5 separate regions of the Homo sapiens genome follow, and regions 1, 3, 4 and 5 are each linked to region 2. A link is a loop called in an ENCODE intact Hi-C map of the cell type or tissue named here. Cell type or tissue: OCI-LY7. All regions are shown on one strand. Region 1 has its middle 290 kb from the start of EPIC1. Region 2 has its middle 280 kb from the start of MIR3201. Region 3 has its middle 200 kb from the start of MIR3201. Region 4 holds the start of LOC107985536 (a long non-coding RNA gene). Region 5 has its middle 45 kb from the start of TAFA5.

Region 1 (5,000 bases), 79 kb before region 2:
TGTGATTCAGTGTCCATCAGAATAATAACTTTTTAAAATCTTCAGGAACAAGTGTGAGTTTTCCCATGCTGTGGCTCAGGAGAAACCCTTCCTGAGGCCTTTATAAACAGAATGCTGGTAACTGGGCTATTTTCTCAACAGTGCCCCCATGTGCCAGCCACAACAGTCGTGTAAATGTTGCTTTCTCTCATAATTTCCCATTTTGGAATTGTTATAATTCCTTCCCCACCTCCTGTAGGTGGTATGCTTGGGGTTCTGGGGGTTCTATGATATGTGCATATATATAGTATAGGAATGATACATATATTCCGATATAACCGTATCACAGGAATATATGTATGTGTGTGTGTATACGTATATATCTTCCTTCCTTCCTTTCTTCCCTCCTTCTTTCCTTCCTTCCTTCCTTCTTCTCTTTCTTCCTTTGCATAGGTACTTTCTGAGTGGCATTACATGACAGGCATTTGTATAAGGACAAGGGATATATGAGAAAAAGGTAATTCAGCAAACAGGATCTCTGGAATGTTCAGAACACATGGGGTAAACCACGTGTATTAGTCAGGATTCTCTAGAGGGACAGAACTATATATATATATATATATATATATATATATATATATGATGGGATATATATATATATATATATGATGGGATATATATATATGATGGGATATATATATATATATATATATGATGGGATATATATATATGATGGGATATATATATATATGATGGGATATATATATATATATGATGGGATATATATATATACGATGGGATATATATATTTCATATATTCTGTATATATATTCACTGAAATAAGGAAATATACATATTCCATATATTCTGTATATATACAGAAATAATTTTATATATATATAGATAGATATATAAAGGGGAGTTTATTAAGTATTAACTCACATGATCACAAGGTCCTACAATAGGCTGTCTGCAGGCTGAGGAGCAAGGAGAGCCAGTCCCAGTCCCAAAACTGAAGAACTTGGAGTCCGATGTTCGAGGGCAGGAAGCATCCAGCACAGGAGAAAGATGTAGGCTGGGAGGCTAGGCCAGTCTCTCTTTTCACATATTTCTGCCTGTTTATATTCTAGCCATGCTGGCAGCTGATTAGATGATGCCTACCCAGATTAAGGGTGGATCTGCCTTTCCCAGCCCAGTGACTCAAATGTTAATCTCCTTTGGCAACACCCTCACAGACACACCCAGGATCAATACTTTGTATCCTTCCATCCAATGAAGTTGACACTCAGAACTAACCATCACGCCATGACATAGGACAAGTTATTGCCTGGGACAAAAATGAGCTCATAAACAAAGAAGCTTCCTTACATACAGATTTTATAGATTCTCTAGTAAAAACAACTTCCAAGGTCACCTCCTCCTCCTCCCAGTCCTCTGTCCGCCCCCCCACAGCCTGAGCACCCACATCATAAATGGGGAGCAGCTGGTGTCCCAGATTTTGGGACCCTTCCCTGTCCTTGGCGTCTGATGCTCTATGGCTTCTTGGACATTTGTTTTATTCACAAACACTGAAGAATCAGTTTAATTAGACATCTTCCAATTCTATGTCAAGCCCTTGGAAATCCCAAGTGTTTAGCAGTTAGGAGGGAGGGTATAAAGGCTCCTGCTGAGGTCACAGTCTGGGGGCAGGATTGGGCCGGAGGGGCAGCCTTAGAGAGGATGCAATTAGCTGGTATTGAAAATAACAGAAGAAAGAAATCCTCAGGTGCAGGGCCACTCACACACACCTTGACGTAAGGGTCAGCAAACGAGGAAGGAGAAAAATTGAGTGAGTTCTCAGATGTTTATCATTAGCAGAAACCCACTGGGTAGGCTTAGATTATTAGTGTAACTCAGTGGCACTCACCCTGCACAGAACCATGAACAGGCACTGCTTCCCAAAAGCAATGGGCCCAATCCCAGGGCCCTCTGTAATCTGTCCTGATGCATGGTTAAAAGCTTAGTATTGCGACTCTTTAATTTAGAAAAATCAATCAAACTTTGACAATTTTTCCTTCTTCCCTCCCTCTCCTTCCTCCCTTTACTGCCTCCCTCCCTCTCCTTCCTCCCTAGTCCCTCTCCTTCCTCCCTAAGTCCCTCTCCCTCTTCTCTCTCCTTCCTCCCTGTCCTTCCTCCCCTCCTCCCTCTCTTTACTGCCTCTCCCTCCTCCCTCTCCTTCTTCCCTCTCCTTCCTCCTTGTCTCTCCTCCCTCTCCTTCCTCCTTCTCCTTCCTCCCTACCTCCCTCTCCCTCCTCCCTCTCTTTCCTCCCTCCCTCTCCTTTCTCCCTTCCTTCTCTTCTTCCTTCAGTTAGGAAGGAAGTGCCATTACATGCCAGGCACTGGTATCAGGACAGGGGATACAAAGAAAATGCCTAATTCATGCAAGTCATTTTAGCTTGCACCCGGTATGTCTTGGATTGCTAGTTCTGAGAGAAAGGAACCAGCGCACCAGGAAGACCCTCAGGCAGCCCCATGGACAGTTCTGTGCAGAGAGGGATCCAGGCCCCCAGCCAACAGCTGGCAACAAATGCCACTCATGTGGATGAGGCCTTGGAAGTAGACCCTTCATCTCAATCAAACTTTGATGACTACAGCCTGGCCAACATCTGACTGCAGACAGGAGAGACCCCAAGCGAGGACTACCCAGCAAACTCTTCCCAAATGTATGGCTCATAGAATCTGTGTACACGATAAAGGCCCCTAAGTGCTGGGGTGATCCATCATGCAACATTCGATAACTGCAACAGACACTGAGCCCAGTGGTTGGTGCACCATCAATGCTCAGACAGTGGTGGCTGCTGCTTCTGTCAAATAACAGCAGTTCCATGTTCTGACAGATGTCCTAGATTATTCCAGGAAGTCGCATGGCTCCAGACTCCCTCCACACCCACAGTGCCCCCTGAGGAAGCCTGGCCCCACAGATGGTGACTGGCGGGAGCCATCAGACCCCCTGTCTGATTGATTGCACTTGAGTGCTAGAGAGGAGGCCATGAGAGAAAGTCACACACGTGAAACTCACACGGGAAACCACAGCCTCTGCACCTCCGCAGGACACGGCACGGTAGCTCAGCCAGAGCCTTGGCGACCTTGGGTGCCCTTCGCGAGCTCCTGCTTCCGGAGCCGGCTCTGCAGCTGTTCTTCCTCCTCTTGTGTCTCTTGTAGCTTATAATAAAAATCTCTCTCTGGGAATTTCTTTGTTCTTTGAGCATTTCTTTGTTTCTTGCAGCCTAAAAGAGCCCATCTCAAACAACAAGGGTCTGGGTGGAGGAAGGGTTAAGGACATCTTATTTAGACTCAAAGAGCCCAATCAAGCCTTCTGCCTGAATGGAATGATTTGTGCAGTTCCTCGGTGAGACAAGAAGCTGCTTCTCTGCTCTGCCTACTAAGAAGGCCTGGATTTCCATACATAAGTAGATAAACACAACGTGCTGAAGGCAGACAGGGAAAGCAAGAAAGAACACACTATTCATTAACTTCTCCGCTTCCTAATAGGATCACCACGGGCTGAGCAACATTTCTGCTTGAGTACCCCAGCACAAAGCCCTGTCTGGGCCTCAGCCACCTGGTAATTCTCAATTAGGCTCCACGGCAGCACTAACGGCTGGCTGTTGGCTCCTACAGGTAGAGCTTATTCAACAAGGGGCCCGAGCTGTATGCCCGGAGATCACGCATGCCCAGCCTGCTGGGCCACCGTGGGCGCTGGGCAGTCTCTCTGCATTTGACCCTTTCATGATGCAGCTCCCAGTTCCCTGGGGTGGGGGCTGAGGAGCCTGGCAAGCCAGTGTGGCCATCCCCAAGTTACTCAGCACCACAGGCAGCAGCATTTTACAGCACATAGGAGGGAGCAAACCTTGCAAAAATGGATCGATAGAGACTGCTTATTGAAAGAACCTTGAACAAGCACATGTGTAAGGATTGAGAATGTGGTGTCTGAACTGGCAGCATGTGCCCAGAGCAGCACAGACCTCCCAGGAAAATGAAGAGAGGAAATCGAGGTCCCAGCAGCCCCAAGGCCCTATCTTCCTGTTTCTGCAATCACAGAGTCTTCACCTTGCCTTTTGCTCAAAGCACCGGACATCAACCTGTGGGCCATTGTCCACATTTGGCTGTCTGTACCTAGACCTGCACTGATGGATGTGGCATGCTCAGAGGTGGAGCAGATTCAGGCTGTTGTCAACAATGGTTTTGAACTCACCATCATGTTCTAAGTTAAATATTCCTCCGTGCATCATCCACCTGAATGGTTGTTCTGTGATCCCTGGAACAAGAAGATAGAGCTCCAAATGGCACAACCAGATAAGCATCACCCACCCCCGCTCAAGAATTCTGTTCGAAGTGTGCTTATTCCCACCTGGGCACACAATGTACCCATACAATAAAGCTTGCTGAAGTTGCAAACCTGCCCGAACATGGGGCTCTCCTACGTGACCATGCACCTAAAGGGCTCCAATCCCTCTGCCAATCACCCTAAGAAGTTTCCAACCTGCTCCATTTGGCTGAGAATCCTTTACTGGCTCCCCATCACCAGTGTGAATTAAGTCGCACCCCCTTAGCCTTCCTCCAGAGCCTTCTCTGAATTGACCCAGCCTGGATTTCACCTGTCAGTCATTCTTTGATATCCTTGTCTGTGAGTCCCTTATCCTGAATATGCTGAGCCCCTACTGAATACGCCCTCCCACCGTGAGGCAGGATAGCGCCGTGTGGAAGGCACAGGCCTGTGGATCAGACAGACCTGGACTCTGATTACTTAATCTGTTTGAACCTCAGTTTCCTCATCTATAAATTCAAAATACTCATCATCGTCTGTGCTGTGTAGGGTTGGCAAGAGGATTACACGTCAGTCCTGGAAAGCAGGACTCAAGGCCCAGCATGCAGTGCACACTAACCACCCGTCGACACTCCAGGGCCCCCCACTCTAAGCATGCCTACTGTGTGGTGAAGTCACTGCCTTCATTGCGGTTATGGCCATCATCCTCCTCACT
Region 2 (5,000 bases):
CTGGCTGAGTGGCCTTCATTACTACTCCTTAGACTATATGCACTTTTAATGTATTTCTCAATCAGGCCTCTCATCATGCTGCATATAGTAGGTGCTCAATAATTATCCAAGGAATGAGAGAATCAAATAATAGTAGGTGCTTAATAATTGTCCAAGGAATGAGAGGATCAAATAACTACATCAGCTATTTGCAACACCAAACTGATTGAAGATCTTGTCCTCTCCCTTCTTCCTCAACACAGTCCCTAAGATAAAACAAAATTCCAGATGCATGCCTGGCATGGAACCAACAACAACAACAAACTTCATCCAAATGATACAGCATGAACCTGCAGCTTCCCCTTGCAGAGAACAAGGTGGCCACACGCTTGGTGTGGAGCTGGAGCCGGGCAGGACCTGGGCTTCAGCAGGACACAATCCTGCTGGAATCTCAGCTCCACAGGCTGAGACATCCCTGGACGCCTTCGTCTCTTCTCCCGGTCAGAGTGACGCACAGCCCATCTTTCTAAAAGCAACAACTTGCTGGGCCTGAAATACTCAGAGTCTGCGAGGAGATTAGCAAGACTCCCCTCTACCTCTAAGTCTCTCCTAGATGTCAAAATGTTGACTTCGTCCCTGCTAAAATGTGGCTCTGAAAAAAAAAAATCACATCTTTTCAAATTCTCTGCAATCCCTGTGTCATTTGCAGCATATGTTCACGCATAATGATGTTCCTAACTGAAGTGACATTTCAGAGTAATGAGCCTTCAGTGACAACGTGTGAGAGCTGTGACAAGTTTTCTCTAATATAAAAAGGAGTGTAGACAAACCAAAATCCACAGCCAAGACCTTCCAGCTGCTGGGGCTCCAGTGGGGCCTGTGAACCCTGTGCGTGTGCAGCAGGCCTGTGGCCCCGTGGGCCGGCCCTCACGGTGAGCACGCTGGGAACTCACGCGCACCCTCCTACCTGCTGGTGCCTGTCAAGTCCCACGTGCCGGATGATCCCACAGGGTTGGAGAGAGGGAGGGAGGCAAGTGCAAGGCAGGGACCCGGCAGGAGTAGAGCCGCAGAGCTGGGCCGAGGCTGCTAGAACCCCAGCCAGCAGACACCTCGGCCAAGCGACTTCACTTCTCTGATCTTCTCTTCCAAACGGGACGATAACAGCCGCCTCCCAGGAATAAACCAGACAAATTGCTAAAGAAACTCCTCACGGGGCTGGCACACAGGGGGTCTGTGTGCCATAAATGGAAACAACTGCTTTTATTTTTAAATGTATCCTACTTTTAGCTAAAGCTCAAGGATCCTCTAAGTCAAGGATTTGGGCGACAGACACCTTGCCCGCTTTGCCTCCTGAGAGGAGGGCGTTGATGGCCTTCGTCTGACAAGGTAGGAGGTGGATGCTGGGGTTGTCCCAGTGTTGCTGCTTGGCAGGGCCTCTTGCTCAAGACCCCCGAGGACCAGCCCAGGGTGGTGGGCTCCACCCCATGAGAGCCAAGAGGATGCAGTTCACCTGGGGAGCGAGGTGCACAAAATGGCCCTGTGCTCTGCCCCGTGGGAGACCTGGTCTTCCTCCTTCCCCAAAGGGGCCAGCCTTTGTCCTGGGGGCAGTGACGCCAGCCTGGGCCTCAGGCCTGGGCAGAGGGAAGGCAGTGGGGCCCACACCCTCAGCTATGGAACTCTAGGACCGGGTGCGTGTCCTGGAGAGGTAGGGCTACTCTACATCACATCCCAGTGTGCACTAGGGCCCATTAAGAGGGGCTAAAGAAAATTCATCTCCTTCAGCTCTCCCAGCAGATCTGTTTGATTTGGGGCCAATCTGCATGGGAGGCTGAGAAGGAGCCTTGCTCAGCTGAATGTTCCCTCATTACATTTTCCCTGGGGATTGGCACCAGGAGCTGGAGTCACCTTCTCCCCTCAACACAATTTATGTGCCTTCTCGGGGTCATCCCCGGGGTCGGAGACATGAGGCCCATCTATCTTTGCTTTACTTCCAAGTCAGAAGCTCCTTGAGTAACAGAATTTGTCTTCGAGGTGAGTGTAGGGACAGGGTCATGAATGTAGGGCTGAGTTTAATGCACACATCCTCGCCCTTGAAGAAACAAGTCTCAGAAGAAGCCTGTTCCAGTCCAGCTGCAAATGAAAGCCAAGCTGGGTGCCAGCCCCAGAGGTGAAGGAGTGGGTGTTGACTTCAGCTTGGTGCAGGTGCAGCTCTCTGGATTCCCCCCGCCAAGCTGGGTGCCGACCGCAGAGGTGAAGGAGGTGGCTGTTGACTTCAGCTGGGTGCAGGTGCAGCTCTCTGGATTCCCCCCTGCCAAGCTGGGTACCAGCCCCAGAGGTGAAGGAGGCAGGTTTCGACTTCAGCTGGGTGCAGGTGCAGCTCTCTGGATTCCCCCCGCCAAGCTGGGTGCTGACCCCAGAGGCGAAGGAGGCAGGTTTTGACCTCAGCTGGGTGCAGGTGCAGCTCTCCGGGGCCCTACCTGCCCCCAGGTCACTGGTGATCTGCCCTCCTCTGCATGGCTTCTGTGCCTGGTCCACGGCCCTATTTAGTTATAGTTTTGTCTATTTGAATTGTGGCCCCTAAATGATCCATTCATGAAGAACCTTGGAATGTGGGATTATTTGGAATAAAGTCTTTGCAGAAGTCATTAAGATGAGGTCATCCTGGATCAGGGTGGGTCCTAAATCCAAAGAGAAGTGTCCTTGTAGGAGACAAAAGAGAAGGCACAGGGAGAAGAGGTCATGTGAAGATGGAGGCAGAGGCTGGAGTGCTGCGTCCGCACTACAGGCACCTTGATATCAGACTCCGGCCTCCCATGCTGGGAGAGAAGAAATGTCCATTGTTTTAAGCTGCTAGGTTTGTGGCCACGTGTTATCACCCCCTCCCCCCCACACCCAGGACACTCACAGGCCAGCCCGCTGTGAGCTTCTCATCCGTGTCCTGTGTGCCGACTTCCCCAGGAGACTCCCATCTCTTTGGGAATGCCCGTCCACTAATTAGTCATGTCTTTGTGCTTGGGTGCCAGTACACAGTAGGTGTAAAGCTTGTTAAGCCACACAGTTCCGGACACTTGAACATGGGGAATCTCTTGGAAGATACTCACTGAGAAAAGAGAAGGCTCTATGGCTTCTCATCAAGGAGGAAGAAGGGCTTGGGAGGAAACAATTGAGGGGAACAAAGGAAGGGGAGTGTGAGGCAGCTTTTAACCGGCATTTCAAAAGCAGGAACCCTGGCCAGGGCAGGCTTGTGAGGGAGGAGGGCATGTCCAATTAATGAGACTCAAATCACTAAAGCAAGTTCTTCTGATCTTTTAAGGAGCAGAATTCAATGCTGAGACACAGACAGTGGGCTGTGATGAGGCTGGGGTGGGGACAGCGATGACCTACCCAGTGGCAGGCGAATGATTAGGGTGGGAAGTGCTGTCCCAGGGACAGGCAGGCCTGGGAACCCAGTGACGTCACTCATGTCATGTCTAAACCCCTTTCTGCCATCTTGGCACCTCTGCTAGCTGATTAAACACTCACGGAGGGCTGCCGGCATCCAGGAGCCACCTCTCCCTATACCTTGTGCAAGGACCGTCCCTACCTCCTGTGAACAGAGGTGGGTAACTGAGGCTTCCGTGAGTGCTCGCTGAGCTCCTAGCATGTGCTAGGTGCTCTGGGTACTTCACACGCTGCCCCAGGGCTCTCTGGCCCTGCCTGTGCGGTGGTGGCATGCAGTCATATTCAGAGACGTGCTGTATAGCACGGTGCCTGTGTTTAATAGTCCAGTCTCACACACTTTAAAATACATTAGAGGAGAGACCTCATGTTAAGTGTTCCTACCACATACACACCCTCACACCCCAACACACAGGCACACACCCTCACACCCCCCTCCCCATTCACACACAGAAGAGCAGCGGGAAATTTGGCAGGTGACGCATGTCTTTAGTACTTGATGGTGAAGATGGCATCTCAGGCACACGCCTGCGCCCACACTCATCGAAATGTATCCTCCAAATGTGTGTGATTTTTGTATGTTAATTATAGCTCAATAAAGTTTTAGAGGCCGGGCATGGTGGCTCACGCCAGTGATCCCAGTACTTTGGGAGGCGAGGCGAGTGGATCACCTGAGGTCAGGAGTTCAAGACCAGCCTGGCCAACATGGCAAAACCTTGACTTTACCAAAAAATATTAAAAATTAGCTGGGCGTGGTAGCAAGCAGCTGTAATCCCAGCTACTCAGGAGGCTGAGGCAGGAGAATCGCTTGAACCCAGGAGGCGGAGGTTGTAGTGAGTGTCTCTATTTTAACAAGCATTTGGACAACATCATCTCCTGGTTGTGCTGCTTGAATCTTGGCCTTCCTGAGAACATTGGCCTGGTTCTGGAAGAGCCAGGCTCCCGTGTGGTTCCTGGGAGGTGCAGACGAAGGTGAGGACTCAGAGTTCCCTGCATGTCTGTGCACAGACAGGTGACTTGTCCTGAGCACCAGTACGTGTGGCAGAGCCCAACCCCAGCCCCAGCCCCTGTCCCCCATCAGCCTGCCTGTCCTGCACCCCAGGGCTTTCTGTCCAGCATCATGGTGCCTGGCCGTGTGCCTCCAGGAGCACTGTGAACTTGCTGGACCATGTTTTGTCTAATTTTAACCTCGTCGAATGAGATGCAATAGTATATGCCCCACAGGGCATCAGGGATGAAGCTTCCTGATGCATGATGTGCACCTAATAAGCACAATGTCCACCCCTCCTGTTGAACATGCACTGAGGAGAATGGGTCCCTGTGTCTCAGGTCAGGGGCAGCAGCAGCATCACCAAGCTTGGCTGAATCACCCTGGCTCACCCTCTGGCAACATGCAAAGACCAAAGCCTCTTGTGCTCCTTCTACCATGGGGGCTGCAGTGTCCCATGCAGTGGGCGCTTCCTCAGGTCCACCATGGAAGGAGCTCCCTCAAGTCCTGCAGGGATCTGAGCGGCATGGTCAGGGTCTGTGGGTTGCAAGCGTGGCCTCTGAATTTGGGAGGCACTCAGGGTCTCCCTCTCTGG
Region 3 (5,000 bases), 75 kb after region 2:
TGGATTCTGAGAGGAGGCACCTGGCTGACTCCTGCAGGGGCTGTGTGTTTCACTCTAGCTCCTGGACGTTGGCCACCACCACCCGGCGTCAGTGTCCTCATGCAGGACTGGGGTGCCTTGAACAACCGAACTTTATTCTCTCAAAGTCCCAGAGGCTGGAAGTCCAAGATCATGGTGTTGGCAGGGTTGGTTTCTTCTGTGAACGTAAGTTATCTGAAAAGGAATTCAGAGGAAAGAGATTTTATTCCAGCAAACAATTTGCAAACCCGGGAGACACAACATTCCCTTCTGGAGAACAAAGGGAAGGCTCAGGTTTTATAACAGACCAGGTTCCCCATCAGGTCTGCTTATGCAAATGAAGGATTGAAATCCACTGAGTTCTGATTGGTTGAGGCAGGTGAGCTCTTGATTGGTTGGTTCAGGTGAGCACTGGTGTCCCACAGCTGAATAGAGGTGGGGGTTTTCAAGGCACTCAGAGTACAAGTGTGACCTCTAGTCAGCAAAGTCTGTTTGGCTCTGTTTTAGGCCCAATTAGCCACTTGGGATCCATCTTGAAGGACTGGCTCCTTCAGGTTCACATTTGTGCACACTTTGAAGGCCTCTCTCCTGGCCTGGTAGATGCTGTCTTCTCCCTAGGCCTCACATGGGCATCCCTCTGTGGGTGTCTGTGTCCTCATCTCTTCTTCTTAGTCCTGTTGGGTTAGGTCCCACTGTAAAACCTCATTTTACCTATTTAATTGCTTCCTTAAAGCCTCTAGCTCCAAATATGGTCACCATGTGAAGTACTGGGGGTTGGGACTTCAACATACACGTTTGAGGGGCCATAATTCAGCCCCAAACATCCCCTAAAGCAATCCTACAAGTGTGTATCCTTGCTCCAAAATCACCTAACACGCATGAAGCCCCTGCTGGGGGCCTTCCTTGTGCTGGGGATGGAAGGCAAGGGAGCGAGGCATTCAGCCTCATTGGTGGCCTTAGTGGAGATGCCGTTGAATGATAGAGGCTGAGTGCACCAGCTGTCCCATGACCCACCCGTGGGGGTTCAAGGAAGGGAGGACCATCCTTGAGATGCCAGGTGTAGCCATCTGACCTCAGGAGAAGGCAGGGACACACGCAGTGGTGCCAGCTGGTTATCTTACAGGCTCTGAGAAGTGCTGCAACGTAGGAAGAAAGAAGTTCCCAGATGTCACCTACTCTCCCCCAGACCCAGACCTTATCTCACAGTCCAGCTGGCAGCCTAAACAAGGACTGTTAGATTTTAAAAACAAGGCCGGGCGCGGTGCCTCACGCCTATAATCCCAGCACTTTGGGAGGCCAAGGCGGGCAGATCACAAGGTCAGGAGATTGAGACCATCCTGGCTAACACAGTGAAACCCTGTCTCTACTAAAAATACAAAAATTTAGCTGAGTGTGGTGGCGGGCGCCTGTAATCCCAGCTACTCGGGAGACTGAGGCAGGAGAATCACTTGAACCTGAGAGGTGGAGGTTGCAGTGAGCTGAGATTGCACCATTGCACTCCAGCCTGGGTGACAGAGCGAGACTCTGTTTCAAAACAAAACAAAACAAAACAAAACAAAAACAAACAAAAAAAGCACAGGATGCTGATTCAAGTTCAAGTTCAGATAAAAAAAAAAGTTACCGCTTTAATAGACTAAGTCTGCATTAGTCAGCTTGGTTGCAATAACAAACACCATTGGCTGGATGGCTTTAACAACAGGGGTTGATTTCTCATAGCTCTGGAGACCAGGGAGTCCAAAATCAAAGGGCTGGTAAGGTAGGTTTTACTCTGAGGCCTCTTCTGTTGCTGGCTGGTTGGTGGCTGGCAGCTTGCTGCGTGCTCACATGACCTCTTCTTTGGGAGAGAATGAGAGCGTCCTCTGGTGTCTTTTCTTATAGGGGACACCAATCCTAGTGCGCCAGGGCCCCTCTTCATGACCTCATGTAACCTTCATTACTTCTGCAGAGGCCGTATCTCCAAGTGTGTTCTCATTGGGGGTTAGGGTTTTCAACAGATCCATTTTGAAGGAACACAACATTCAGTGTATAAAGAATCCCAGGTATTGTATGGGACAAAATTATACTGAAAACATTCATTGTGTACCTGAAATTTTGACTCTGAAATTAACACATCATCCTGTCTTTTTTCTGGCAGCCCTAACTTAAACGCAACCTTCATGCAAAAGGTCAGGCAGGACCCGGTGGTCAGAGACTCGGGCCCCTTAAGGGTTCCCCAAGTCCTGAATGTGGTGTCCGCTCAGCACGCACACCTCCCCATCCCCAGGTACTGGATGGCTTTCTGAAGAAGACCTCCTGTGAACACTGCTGGCTCAGCTTGTGTCTGTCTGGCGAGAATGTCCAGGCCTGAAAGCAGGTGCCTGCAGTGTGAGTCCCTGGTATGAGTCCCAGCTGCATGTTTTGAGAGAATGCACTTTTGAGGGTCTGTAGAGAGTTGCAGATATTATATGTGGATCTACCAACACAAGCATCTGGTCCACCACAAACACCTGCGGATGTAAAGCCCCCTCACCCTGCGCAGACCCCTCCTGTGGAGAAGACTGAATGCACCCGCGTACCCAGCAGGCTGACACAGGGATGGATCGATCGTCTTAGCAGCCTTTCCTCTAAATTCCAAAAGTATTTTTAGTCATAACCGTGTTACAATATTGACCCACTGTTTAAGTTCTAAAAGAATTAACAATTTTCAAATAATAAATTTCCAAGATATCAGAACTCAATGAAATACTTCATGTGTGAGACAAAATTTGCATGTGCCAAATAAAATATTACACCACGAAGTTTGCAGGCTACTTCTCTGTTTCGGATTTTAAATGTGGGTAAAAACTTCAAGTGGCCACACAGAACCCCGGAGCTGCCGTGTTCCAGGGCCTCTTCTGTGCAGTCCCCGTGCCACGGCTGCTCACTGCAAATCAGCTCCTTGGACAGAAGCCAGTGCAGTGATGCAGAGCAAGGCCACTGATGCTCTGTAAGTCCCATACGCATGTGACCTTTGGCTTAAAATCAACCCATATGGCTGAGCCCACCTGCACTGGGGCCCACTGTATAACCAGAGTTTTTAAAAAATCAAATTTCATGTAGAAAATAATGTTTGTTAAAGGTTGAATAATACAAATAAGTTAATTTTAAGTTGTATTAGTCAAGGTTCTCCAAAGAAACAGAACCAATAGGATAAACATGTGTGTATGTGCATACACACACATCTCTCTATAGATTTATATATAGAGAGAGAGTGAGCTGGGGGAGAGAGAGAGAAAGGATGGGGAGAGGTTTATTATAAGGAAGTGGCAGCCGGGTGCAGTGACTCACACCTGTAATCCCAGAACTTTGGGAGGCCAAGGCGTGAGGATCACCTGAGGTTAGGAATTTGAGATAAACCTGGCCAGCGTGGCAAAACCCCATCTCTACTAAAAATACAAAAATTAGCCAGGCATAGTGGTGCACACCTATAGTCCCAGCTACTCAAGAGGCTAAGGCAGGAGAATCACTTGAACCTGGGAGGCGGAGGTTTCAGCAAGCCAAGATCGCACCACTGCACTCCAGCCTGTGCAACAGAGTGAGACTCCATCTCAAAAAAAAAAATTATAAAATAAATAAATAAATAAAAATAAGGAAGTGTCTCATGGGATTATGAAAACTGAGAAGCCTCATGATCTGCCATCGCAAGCTGGAGACCCCCAAGAGCTGGTAGTGTAACTTCCAGCCTCAGTCTGAAGGCCTGAGAGCCGGAAGAGCTGGCAGTGTAAACCGCAGTTCCCAAGGCAGGAGAAGAACAAGTTCCTGCTCTTGCTGGCAGAAGGAAACAAAAGAGAGGTGAATTCCTGCATCCTCAGCCTTTGTTCTTCTCAGGACCTCAAGGGATTGGAAGATCTCCACCCACTCTACCTCACTGAACCCACCCATTCACATGCAAATCTCCCCCAAACACCACCACAGAGACATCTAAAAGGAACATTTAATCTGGGCACCCAGTTAAGTCGACACATGAAATTAACTAATACTGAGGTACATGTCTATTGACATATATTTGTATATATGCACACGCACGAGTGTACATGCATATGTCTGTGTATGTGAGTATATGTGTGTGATTAAAAACTCAGTGGTAAATAGAGAAAATGCTTAGAATGTAGACCAAGAAAGGTTTTTTTCACAAGTAAGGGATATTTTATTACTAGTAGTGTTCAAAATTGCCAATGAAAAGTGACAATAAAAAGCCTGCTGGCTTTTCCTGGGTTTTATAATGGGTGTTAAATTCTCTGCAGACAATATTCTCATTTAATGTCTATGCTGAAAGCTGCTGTTCCCACTGCCCTGGCCTTGGGGTGACACCCCTTTCCTACCTGTCCCCGGGCAACTCTCCAGATCTTTTGGGTCTTGAGTTGGGAGAGTCACCGATGTTCAGGGTGACCCAAAAAGCTAACTCTTCCAATCAGCCTAGGCTCCAGCCCTGCCTCAGTCACGGTCTCAGCATGCCAGGGTGGATCCACTCATCCATCCACCCACCCACCCATCCACCCATCTATGCATCCGTTCTTCTACCCATCTACCCATTCATCCATTCAACCATCCAGCAATCCGCCCATCCACCCATCCATCCATCCATCAAACAACCATCTATCCATCAGTCCAACCATCCACCCATCTATATACCCATTCACTCATCCATATATGTATCCACTCACTCATTCACCCATCCATTTATTCATCCATCCCTCCATTCATCCAAGATTTGCTTAGAACTCTTTGTATTTGGCCAGTGAATTTAGGAATACACATTTATCAGTCCTAGCCTTGGAGAAGCCATCTAGTGGGAGGTGGGGAAATAGATTAATAAACAGATAGGTATGGCAAGACTCCCTGTTTTGTAAACTTTGTAAATGAAAGAGCCAAGCCTGGATTTCTTCTCATTGCATTCATTGATAATTATATGTTGAATGAATGAATGAGTGTAATGGGAGCGTCATAGCACAGTCTAAGGAGTA
Region 4 (5,000 bases), 100 kb after region 2:
GAGGTGCAGGCGGGATGGGGAGATGCAGGCGGGATGGGGAGGTACAGGAGGGTTGGGGAGGTGCAGGCGGGATGGGGAGGTGCAGGTGGGTTGGGGAGTTGCAGGTGCGGTGGGGAGGTGCAGGCGGGGTGGGGAGGTGCAGGCAGGGTGGGGAGGTGCAGGCGGGGTGGGGAGGTGCAGGTGGGATGGACAGGTCCATGTGGGAAGGGGAGATTCAGGTGAGATGTGTAGGTACAGGTGGGATTGGGAGGTATAGCTAAGCATCTCCTCTGGCATATCAGGCCCTGCCTCATTTGCCGGACTCAGAAGGGGCTTCTGGGGTCTGGACTGGACAGAATCCTTTTCCCAGCCCAAAGCCTGTCCTGACCAGGGCAAAGAGCCCACTCTGTGGATCAGCCTAGTGAGGAGGATCTGGACTCTGTCCTGCAGTGAGCAGCCAGCGTGCTTGGAATTTGGTGCAGGACAGGAGACTTCACCAAGGGCAAACTCAGGCCCAAGACTATCCCCCTGGGCAGGAGAATAACGCAGCAGCCCTCAGCCAGTGTCTCCTCCTCAGCCAGTGTCTCCCAGGTCCATCCGCGCAGCCAGTGTCTCCTCCTCAGCCAGTGTCTCCCAGGTCCATCCGCGACTCCAGGGTGTCTGTCTAGGACCAGCTTGCTGCTTGACTGTGATATTTCATTTGCTTTTATTTGTTCAGGAAACGGGATGAGAGCTCCAGTTCTCTCCTCCCATGCCTGGAAGGATTGGAGAAACCTGTAGCCCCACATCCCAGGAGTATGTGGAAGCAGAGGATGCTGTGAGGGTTATCTGGCCAAAGGGCTCTCACCCCTGCTGACCTGGCTGCAGCCCGGCCTGCAGGAGCCCCTCCTCCCTGCCCCCTGCCATCTGGAGCTGCAGAACAGGCTCTGGGTCCTGCCTGAGGCATCTGCTGAGCCCCCCACCTGCCCATCAGGCTGCAACTCAGCCAGAGCGAATACCACCCCTGCCCCTCCATGCCTGCAGCCACCTGGCAGCCCCTCCTTGCTGCCAGCTTCACGCCAGTTGACCACCCTGCCACTCCTGCTGCCTGGATGTACCAGGAAGAATCTGCTTGCTTCTTTCTAGTCTCACTGTCTGTGGGGTCCCCTTGCAATGAGGGCCCCAGGGCAGGCATGCCTTAGGCTGGGGTAACAGAGACATGGGCGTCTTCCTGACGCATCCCCATTGCCTCGGGGAAAGGAACTCCCTTTACCCCCAACAGCCCTCTCTGGCCCTGGGATTCTTTCAAAATCAGACCAAACAGGGCTGCCATTTCCATCCTAAGGCCCCTTCCCTGTCGCAGTGCTGGCGTTGGTGCTGGGGGAGTGAAGGTGAGCGGCCGGTATGCTGGGGTATAGGTGGGGCTGAGAGTGCTGAAAGGTGCAGGTGACATTCGCCAACAGCTGCAAAGGCTGGGGGTGGCGCTTGCACTCTGGGAAGGTCAGGAGGGGCCCCTGGGAGAGGTCACACATGAGCAAGATGGCAAAGCACTATTTGGAGCACACAGGAGAAGGCACCGGAGACTCATGGCTTCCAGGCACCCTGAGTTCAAATCCTGACAGCCTCTGTGTGGAGGAGCTGGCTCCCATGGGCTCCAGTGTGGCCTGCTTCCCTGTTTGTTTAGTGAACGCCTTAACAAAAAAGGTTTTAGGGGGTGCCTCACCCTTTAAAATTGACAGGACCACAAATCACCCCACACACAATTGTGTGTGTGTGCGGCCCGCCAGGTGGGGAGGGCAGGGCCTTCCTGTGGTCAGGTTCCCAGAGAAGCGCTTCCAGTAGGGGCCACCAGGCATGGCCCCTCTGCCCCACCTTGATCATGTTCATGCTTACATCTCAAATGCACGTGTCTGCTACATCTTTCATTGTCTTTTAAGTCAATTGGGAAAAAGCAAAACAGAACTCCCTAATTCAACCTCAAAGTTAACGCATCCATGTGAACTAAAGAAGAAAACGTGATTTTCATCTATCACAAGAATAAAGAAGTGAAACACTGATCATATTAAAAGGGGTGTGGGGGAATTGGGCACTCTTTCATTTTTGGGGTGAGATCATTAACTGGAAAATGGTTATAAAGAGGAATTTGACAGCACACATCACCTATAAACATTGTAAGATGCTTCATTTTGAAAAGTCTGTTTTATAGACACAAAGTGCTCAGAAGTTACTGCATAAGCATGTTCCCAGTGATGCTGTTTTTAACAGAAAAAAATGAAAAAAGAAATATGGATGATGAAAATGGCTGAATGAGGAAGTGGTATTGTGTGAGCAGGAAAGGGGAGCAGGTGCATCTATTTGCAGTGACCCACAGACACATCTGGTTTCTGCAGGAAACGAAAGCCAACTGATATGATGGTTTCGTTTTGATGCCACTTTATTTTTTTTAAAGTGTATGTGTTAATATGTGAACAGAAGAAAAGCCACATACCTACGTGTTAACAATAATTACTTCCGGGAATGTATATAAAGTGTGAATTTCTGCATTGTTTGCATGTTTTATCAAATGTTACTTCTTTTATAATTAAAAAACAAACCTGAAAAAAACTCCATGCTGAGGTAAACACTGTCTGCTGGTTTGGGTAATCAAGGAAGAGAGTAGTTTGTCTTTATCTAATTTGCTTAAAACGTGAACAACTTGAGGAATAGCTCACACTTCCATTGCACATTCTCCGCCAGGAAATGCTGAAAGCGCTTTGCACATATTAACTCACTCAATCCTCAGAGCCGCTTTATGAGGTATGTGCTGTCATGATCCTCACTTTAACAAATGGGAAATATGAGGTGCAGAAAGGGCAAGAAACTTTCCCCAAAGCTCACGAGAAGTGCGGCACGGATTTGAAATTAGGGTGTCAGCTCGAGACGCCAAGCTTCAACTCCCACCCCACCGGGGCCCTCCCCAGAGCCTCCATGTCTCCCTGCCGTTGCCGGGCACCTCGTCCAGGGTGCCTTCCTGTTCCCCACTGCTCAACCTCCCCAACCTCCCCAGCCCTTACTGCCAATATCCTCAGAGGGCTGGGGAGCCCAATAACAGCACCCCCCAGGTGTGATCAGAGGACAGCGGGCAGAAAGCACTGGAATGGGCTTAAACACTAAACAAACCCCAGTGCCTTTGAAGTACCATGCTCTGGTCACTTGTGTTGGTGAAAGCCGTAGTCCTGAGGCCACCTGCCCTCTCCCAGAACTGAAGAGCTGGCACCCATGAAGGGCCAGGCTGACCCCACTCCCCATGCAGCCGCAAGCCAGGACTGCAGCAATGCAGAGAGCAGAGACCACCAGGATGGCCCCTGGCTGGGCCCCCAAATGACCTGCGGGCAGGCTGTGCTCACAGGAGGCTGCGTGTCTGCTGGAGTCCGCACCTGCCAGCCTGGCTCTGCATCTGGAAGCCTTACAGGAGCACCTCAGAGCCGAGCTTCGAGGCCTTGCTGCAGTCAGATGGGGAATACACGGCCCACCTGCTCCCCAAGCAGCCTGCCCTGCCATGCTGCCCTGTGGGTCTGGGGTACCACTGGATGAGCTCTGGTGACAACAAGGTGAATCATGCCTTCCTTGGAGCAGTGAGAGCCCTTCCAATTATCACGTTTCCAGAGAAAAATGAAAATCTAAATTGAAATCCTCTTTCTCTTGCAAGTTTCAGCTCAGCTGCCGACTCCGCTCTGGAAGCCCGAGGGGCTCCCGGGGGCTCAGGCTTCCTTCCGCAGCAGCCACCCTTGCTGGGGCTGCTTCCTCCCAGAAGGTCACGGCTCTGCGGTGTCTTGTTGGTCATCTGTCCTGTGTCCAGCACTGACACTGCTGCAGCTGTGAGCCTTCCCCAGGGCTCGGCCAGTTGAACCCAGGAGGAGGCAGATCCATCCAGCTGCTCAGAGGCCCAGGGTGGCCTCTTTGGGAAGGAGCTGCTCTGTGCAGAGCTGGGCCTCTGAAGATCTGGGATCCTCCAGGCCTGGGGTAATGAAAGCCCTTCATTGATGGCCAAACCTTCCCTCCACCAGGGCAATATGCCCCACACATCACTGTCCCTTCCTTGTCACCTTCCTCCCTGGAGCTGACCCAGTTATGGGCTTGAAAATATTAATCTACTTCTTTGGGTGACTCCAATCTGTCTTTACTATAAGTCAGGAAACTGAGTGCTGGACCCCAGAGCCTCCTCTGTCTGCCGCCTCCTCCTCCTCTTATTTTCCTCCTCCCCCTTTACCTCTCCCTCCTCCTCCTTCTCTTCTTCCTTCTTCTCATCCTCTTTTTTCTCTTCCTCATCCTTCTCCCACTTTTCCCCTCCCTTCTGCTCCTCCTCTTACTTTCCTCCTCCTCCCTCCTTCCCTGTCCCCCTCCCTGTCCAGCCACTGGGTTTCCTAACATGCTCATTCTGGTTCTGTCCTGCAGGTGAGAGTTTGGGAGTCCAAGGCTCCGGGACCCCAGTGCTCTGTTCCCAAGCTCTGTTCATTTTCCCCTGCATGAGGGAGGGGTCCCCCTGGAGGTCCCCATGTTCCCTGGGCTCCTGCTGTCACTGTCTCTGTGCTTTTCTGCCCAGAGCGTTGCCCCTCCCTGGATCTCCCTGGGACTCCTGCCCCACCTTTCTCCCAGCTGTGCTCTGTCTGGGTAGGGACTCCCTGCTCCTCCACCCTGAGAAAGAGGCGGGAAGGTCATCGGTGATGGTGAAGGTGTTTCATTCAGATCTCAAAACCACGCTCCTTCTTGGTAACCGGTGCTGCAGCTCCTCACATCACCTAAGGGCCCCCTCCAGTGGGCTTGCCCCTGCAGGGGGTCACCTCAGCCGCCATGTCCTGGTAGAGCCGTCCGTCTCCTCTGGCCTGGCCTCGCTGCCCTCTCCAGCCACCCCACACGCGCCTCCGACAGCCTGGACTCCTGAACACAGTGCGGGTGGTTCTGTCTCATTTTCCTCTTCATTGGGTCTAATCTGGTCCATAAAATGGCAAGTGTTCTCCTTAGGAATATCTCCTCTTCTTCCAGCTCAATTCAAGGGTTTTAAT
Region 5 (5,000 bases), 450 kb after region 2:
CCTGCCTGCTCACCTCAGCCATGAGCCTTGTCTGTGGGTCCAAGCCCCCTGCCTGGGGAACGACGGCTCCACAGCCTGACCTGCAGTGTCTCCTGGCTTTGAGAGCCTCCTAGTGTCTGCACAGACTTGTCCTGCTCATGGAGGCCTTTGGGACAGGACTATGTGATCTGGAAGTTGGGAAGGGCAGCAGAGGACAAGCCAGGAGACATCCTGGGCCCCTGGTGCTTTACATTCTGGGAAACTCCATGATAATATGCAAGCCCTTTGTTACTAGGTTCATATGTTTGGATTGTGTGAATGCCGTATCAATATTGAGACCCCGGGAGAAAGATGGCAGGGGAGGAGAGCCAGGAGTCTGAGTCCTGAGCCCTAATCCTGAGCCCTGAGCCCTGAACCCTAATCCTGTGCCCTGAGCCCTGAGCCCTAATCCTGTGCCCTGAGCCCTAATCCTGAACCCTGAGCCTTAATCCTGAGCCCTGAACCTTGAGGCCTAATCCTGAGCCCTGAGCCCTAATCCTGAGCCCTGAGCCCTGAGCCCTAACCCTGAGCCCTGAGTCCTCAGCCCCGAACCCTAAGCCCTGAGCCCTAACCCTGAGCCCTGAACCCTAACCCTGAGCGCTGAGCCCTGAGCCTTAACCCTGAGCCCTGAGTCCTGAGCCCTAATCCTGAGCCTTGAGCGCTAACCCTGAGCCCTGAGCCCTGAGCCCTAACCCTGAGCCCTGAGCTCTAATCCTGAGCCCTGAGCCCAGAGCCCTAACCCTGAGCCCTGAGCTGTGCACCATGAGTCTGAAGCTCCAGTTTTTTTGTGCCTGGCCCACATAGACTTGGCCGGCAAGGCCCTGCAGGGGAAATTGACTAGTTTTACTTGTATAAAATCCTTAATAGTTACATTTTCCTCTCTGTCCTTAATTATAATAATCCCATGGTCAGATGCAATGACAGGTGATGTAGCGGGGGATGAACTCAGCGTGGCCCCAGGACCTGCTCTGGGCTCTGGCCTAAAAGGAGTGAGGTTCAGGCTCCCATCCTTTCTCTGTCCTTCTGCTGTGCCTTGAGCCGAGCCCAACAGGACAGCTGCAGCAGGAGCTCCCGGGGACGGGGCTGTGTCCTGTTTTCGGGTGAGTCTCCAACAGTCAGGGTGGCTGTGAGCTCCCAAGATGGCTCCAGGCCAGGCTGAGGATGAGGGGAGGGGCATCCCCACTGGTGCCCACTGCACCTGGAGCCTGGGGTGGGGCTCGGCTTAGAACGATAAGTCCTGAGTAAATGGGTGAGCAAACAGGCTCATCACACATTACAAAAATTAGCTGACTGTGTCTGTACCCAACCCAACCTATAGCATCTTTGTTTGTTTGTTTGTTTGTTTGTTTTGAGATGGAGTTTCATTCTTGTTGCCCAGGCTGGAGTGCAATGGCACAATCTTGGCTCACTGCAACTTCCACCTCCTGGGTTCAAGCGATTCTCCTGCTTCAGCCTCCTAAGTAGCTGGGATTACAGGCCCCTGCTACCACACCTGGCTAATTTTTAGTAGAGACAGGGTTTTGCCATGTTGGTCAAGCTAGTCTTGAACTCCTGACCTCAGGAGATCTGTCCGCCTTGGCCTCCCAAAGTGCTGGGATTACAGGCGAGTCACTGCACCCAGCCTACATCTTGATGGAGGAACTGTTAGATTTCTCTTTCCTCAGACCCAGAGAAACATCCTATGGGACATTAAGGAAGTAGCCAAGTGACTCTTGGAGGGAGAGAAAGTAAAATAGAAGGGAAGGGAAGGGATGGGAAGGGAAGGGAAGGGAAGGGAAGGGAAGGGAAGGGGGCAGGGAGGGAGGGAGGGAGGGAAAGAAGGAGGGAAGGAAGGAAGGAAGGAAGGAAGGAAGGAAGGAAGGAAGGAAGGAAGGAAGGAAAGAAAGAAAAGGGAGGAAGGGAGAGAGGGAGGGAAAGAAGGGAAGGGAGGGAAGGAAGGTGGCATGGGGTTTCTGTCCCTTCTCTCAAGGGGCTTCTTGTCTGGCCAAGTGGGAGGGTATCCCTGGCTCTCTTCACCCTGCCTTTTTCCCTCCCTCTGGGGACTCCAGAGGCCCCTGCATGGACCTGACCCCAGCAACCCCTCCGGTGCCACACTGTAGGGAGCAGTGGCTGTTGGTAGTACAGACCTTACTTAAACTTTTTCTATGTAAATAACCGATAGTCATAAAAAGGAAAATTGCATTTGCTTTGAGTGGGCAGAAGATACATTTTAGTCAAAATGAGGAATATTCTCCAAGCGTGGCTTCAGCTCATGAATAACAACACTATATTACCTTTTTTTTTCAGGCTTTCAGCTCGACAGAGCTATTTGTCCTTGCGTACCAATGCAACAAATTATATTATTTAATGAAAAATGGGCCAGCCCCAGCTTCTCAGGCAAAGTCTCCCTGTATCAGTGACATTATCATTAATGCATCAGAACCCATGGATCAACCCAGCCTCTGTCTATGGCCACACCAAGAGGGACAGCTCATGGAGCCCAGCGCCCAGGAGATGCCTCACAGATGCCCATGTGCTCACCGATGCAGATCTGGGGCTGCTTAAGAGAAACTTCTTGTGGCTGGAGCTGCCCCAGGGCCCCAGGTGACCGACCTGGCATTGTGCTGGTAAAAGCAGAAGTGAGGCTTTGATCAAAGCTTCTCTGGGATTTGCGGGTGCCTTTCGTTTCAGAGGTCTGCACAGCGGGGCTCTCTCACTTCTTCCCACAGGCTGGTTGGCTCACTCATGCGAGCAACCACATGTCCTCGGCCAGCGCATGCCTGCAGCGCTCACACACGCTTACTGATCTTCCGGCTGGAGGACACATTTGGGAGGGCAGGGCCGGGTCTTGTTCAGCTGCAAAACACAAGGATGCGGGCCCACTCCATGCAGGACACTGAGTGCCTGCCGTACACCCTGAACTGGCTTGGAGAAGGCACTCAGGGCACAGCCAGGCCAGGAGCCACTGGTCTGACTGCCCACCTGCCTACAGAGTCAGTCCTGCCGCAGCTGGGATGTCAGACAGCAGCACCCCGTCTGGAGGAGCTGATGGATTAGCATCTCCAGGAAATTCCAGTCCTGTGGCCAGTGCCATGAGAGGCTGCAATGTAGGCCATGTTTCCTGAGCACCTGCTCTGTGCTGGGGCGGGGTAAGAGGGAAGGAGGGAGGAGGCATAAGACACACACAGATGGTGGCCACCCATGGAGGCTCTGCCACCCCCAGCAGCCCCAAGCCATCCTTCCTGGAATCCTCAAGACCTGGCCGAAATGCAGTTGCCTCTTCCAGCGAGCCCTCCAGAACTCCCACTGGCAGTGACATTTTCTCTATCGTCTGCTGCTCTGCAAGCAGAAACCTCCTCTGCAAGGAGTAAGTCTATGGCACATTTTAACTCCTGGTTACATGGCAGAGTTTTACTCCCATGAAATAGCTGTGAAAACTGAGACCTGGCAAATTCAAGCCCTCCTTGAAGAGGACCGCTTGCAAACAGCAGAACGGGGCAGGACTGTGCATCTTCTGTCTCCAGGCAAGCTGGTTTGAGAGGTCGGTTCACAAGACTTCTCTTTTCACACCTGCGTGGCTCAGGACTGAGGGGTGCCCAAGATTTGGGACTTCCAGTTTTATAGCCAGGAAAGTCCTTGGAAAGCCCAGCTTTCTCTCTGTCCTCGTCCAGAATGACTTGAGGTATATGAAGAATCCAGGAGGATGGAAGTTAAATTAAAATACACACAAATAAACAAGCAAACTACCATCAAAAGGCATGCTCACTGCTGCTGGAGCGAGGTTCACGGGCACGCCTAGCTCTGCAGCCCCGCTGGTCCCCCAGTGCCGAGCACGAAGAGGGCTTCTCAGTCACACTAGCCGGTGAGGAGGAGCTGGTCAGGATGAGTCCCGACCTGCAGGCACCAGCTCCCATGGTGAGTGTGAGTCACACTTGCCCAGCTTCCCCTCTGCCCAGGAAGGCACCCCACTGTAGCCCTGGCAAAAAGCTCGTGTTGGGGCTCGAGAGCGGCAATGTACGTGGACCCTCATGGAAACCAAAGTGTGGGGAGAATGTTTCTTCCCCACCACCCCCAACTTTGTGCCACCTTTCTTTCTTTCTTTCTTTCTTTTTTTTTTTTTTTGAGATGGAGTCTCGTTCTGTCGCCCAGGCCGGAGTGAAGTGGCATGATCTCGGCTCACTGCAAGCTCTGCCTCCCGGCTTCACGCCATTCTCCTGCCTCAGCCTCCCGAGTAGCTGGGACTACAGGAGTCTGCCACCACGCCCAGCTAATTTTTTGTCTTTTTTTTTTTTTTTAGTAGAGACGGGGTTTCACCGTGTTAGCCAGGATGGTCTCGATCTCCTGACCTTGTGAACCACCCGCCTCGGTCTCCCAAAGTGCTGGGGTTACAGGCGTGAGCCACCGCGCCCGGCCTTCCTACAGGACACTGGCCAACAATAGTTTTAGAAGATGCAGGCGCCGCCCGTCTTCCTGACTTTGATGCCTCATGGAACTCTGCAGCCTGGATAGCTCCTGTTTGAAGTTAGGGAGATTTGGAGTCCTTCTCTCCTCCCTGCCAAGTGTGCCCAGGTCAGAGTGTGCTGACCAGCGGCCCCAGAGAGCTGGTGGGTGGCTCTAGCTGCAGGAGTGACAGGTAGGGAGGTGAGGCTTCTCTCAGACCCCCCAACCCCCTCCAGGGATGGAGACCTTCTGGGCCTCTGACAGCCCAATGCTGGCTCCTAAAAATTTACCCTATTCATCATAAATTCCCACAACTATTTTTTTTCCCTTAAATGAGCATTGAAATTTATGGGTGATCATGGAAACCTCTCATCACATGTGAGTCAGAGCCACGAAAATGATGAAGCAGGAATTCTAATTTTTAATGAAAGAGCTGACCCAGGCTGAGTCATAAAAGATCAGACGCTGCCGTGTCTACTTGTCTCTGGATACACCCATTCCTTCTTACCCTGGTGAGGAGTGGTCTCGATTCTGTGATTCTGCCATCGGCAACTGTGAGCTCT

What was found. A loop is a pair of places that touch in the nucleus more often than their neighbours do. Peaks named below come from ENCODE experiments on the same cell type or tissue, not always from the same donor. Only the 100,000 strongest peaks of a DNase experiment are listed, where the experiment ranks them.
Region 1: a loop joins it to region 2, with 9 times the contacts of the local background. A loop is called at or near these places in 1 of 110 quality-filtered maps.
Region 3: it touches region 2 in a loop (8-fold over the local background); 1 of 110 quality-filtered maps calls a loop at or near these places.
Region 4: it touches region 2 in a loop (9-fold over the local background); 1 of 110 quality-filtered maps calls a loop at or near these places.
Region 5: a loop joins it to region 2, with 9 times the contacts of the local background. A loop is called at or near these places in 1 of 110 quality-filtered maps.

Annotation. Positions count from the first base shown.
Region 1 is chr22:47,915,675-47,920,674 of GRCh38, forward strand. No RefSeq gene overlaps it. Among named protein-coding and RNA genes, the nearest start is that of EPIC1, 290 kb to the left of the region's middle. In OCI-LY7, CTCF peaks have their summits at 151 (motif pointing left), 3,000 and 3,203; DNase peaks (open chromatin) are centred at 3,067, 3,577 and 3,977; H3K4me3 peaks cover 2,194 bases; H3K27ac peaks cover 3,107 bases.
Region 2 is chr22:47,994,390-47,999,389 of GRCh38, forward strand. No RefSeq gene overlaps it. Among named protein-coding and RNA genes, the nearest start is that of MIR3201, 280 kb to the right of the region's middle. In OCI-LY7, no CTCF peak of the experiment used is centred here; a DNase peak (open chromatin) is centred at 2,232; H3K4me3 peaks cover 719 bases; H3K27ac peaks cover 2,150 bases.
Region 3 is chr22:48,069,101-48,074,100 of GRCh38, forward strand. No RefSeq gene overlaps it. Among named protein-coding and RNA genes, the nearest start is that of MIR3201, 200 kb to the right of the region's middle. RefSeq lists a silencer at 979-1,179. In OCI-LY7, CTCF peaks have their summits at 1,881 (motif pointing left), 2,087 and 4,840; DNase peaks (open chromatin) are centred at 1,851, 2,411, 2,941, 3,831 and 1 weaker place; H3K4me3 peaks cover 2,465 bases; H3K27ac peaks cover 4,187 bases.
Region 4 is chr22:48,096,102-48,101,101 of GRCh38, forward strand. LOC107985536 (a long non-coding RNA gene) reads left to right here and starts at 2,668. Exons shown (of 2, transcript XR_001755616.2): 1 at 2,668-3,548; 2 at 3,647-4,104. RefSeq lists enhancers at 2,151-2,260, 2,281-2,490, 2,561-2,800. In OCI-LY7, a CTCF peak has its summit at 4,481 (motif pointing left); DNase peaks (open chromatin) are centred at 980, 1,840, 2,330, 2,690 and 1 weaker place; H3K4me3 peaks cover 4,245 bases; H3K27ac peaks cover 5,000 bases.
Region 5 is chr22:48,441,753-48,446,752 of GRCh38, forward strand. No RefSeq gene overlaps it. Among named protein-coding and RNA genes, the nearest start is that of TAFA5, 45 kb to the right of the region's middle. RefSeq lists enhancers at 2,614-2,743, 3,959-5,000. In OCI-LY7, no CTCF peak of the experiment used is centred here; DNase peaks (open chromatin) are centred at 2,689, 3,079 and 3,499; H3K4me3 peaks cover 1,553 bases; H3K27ac peaks cover 1,442 bases.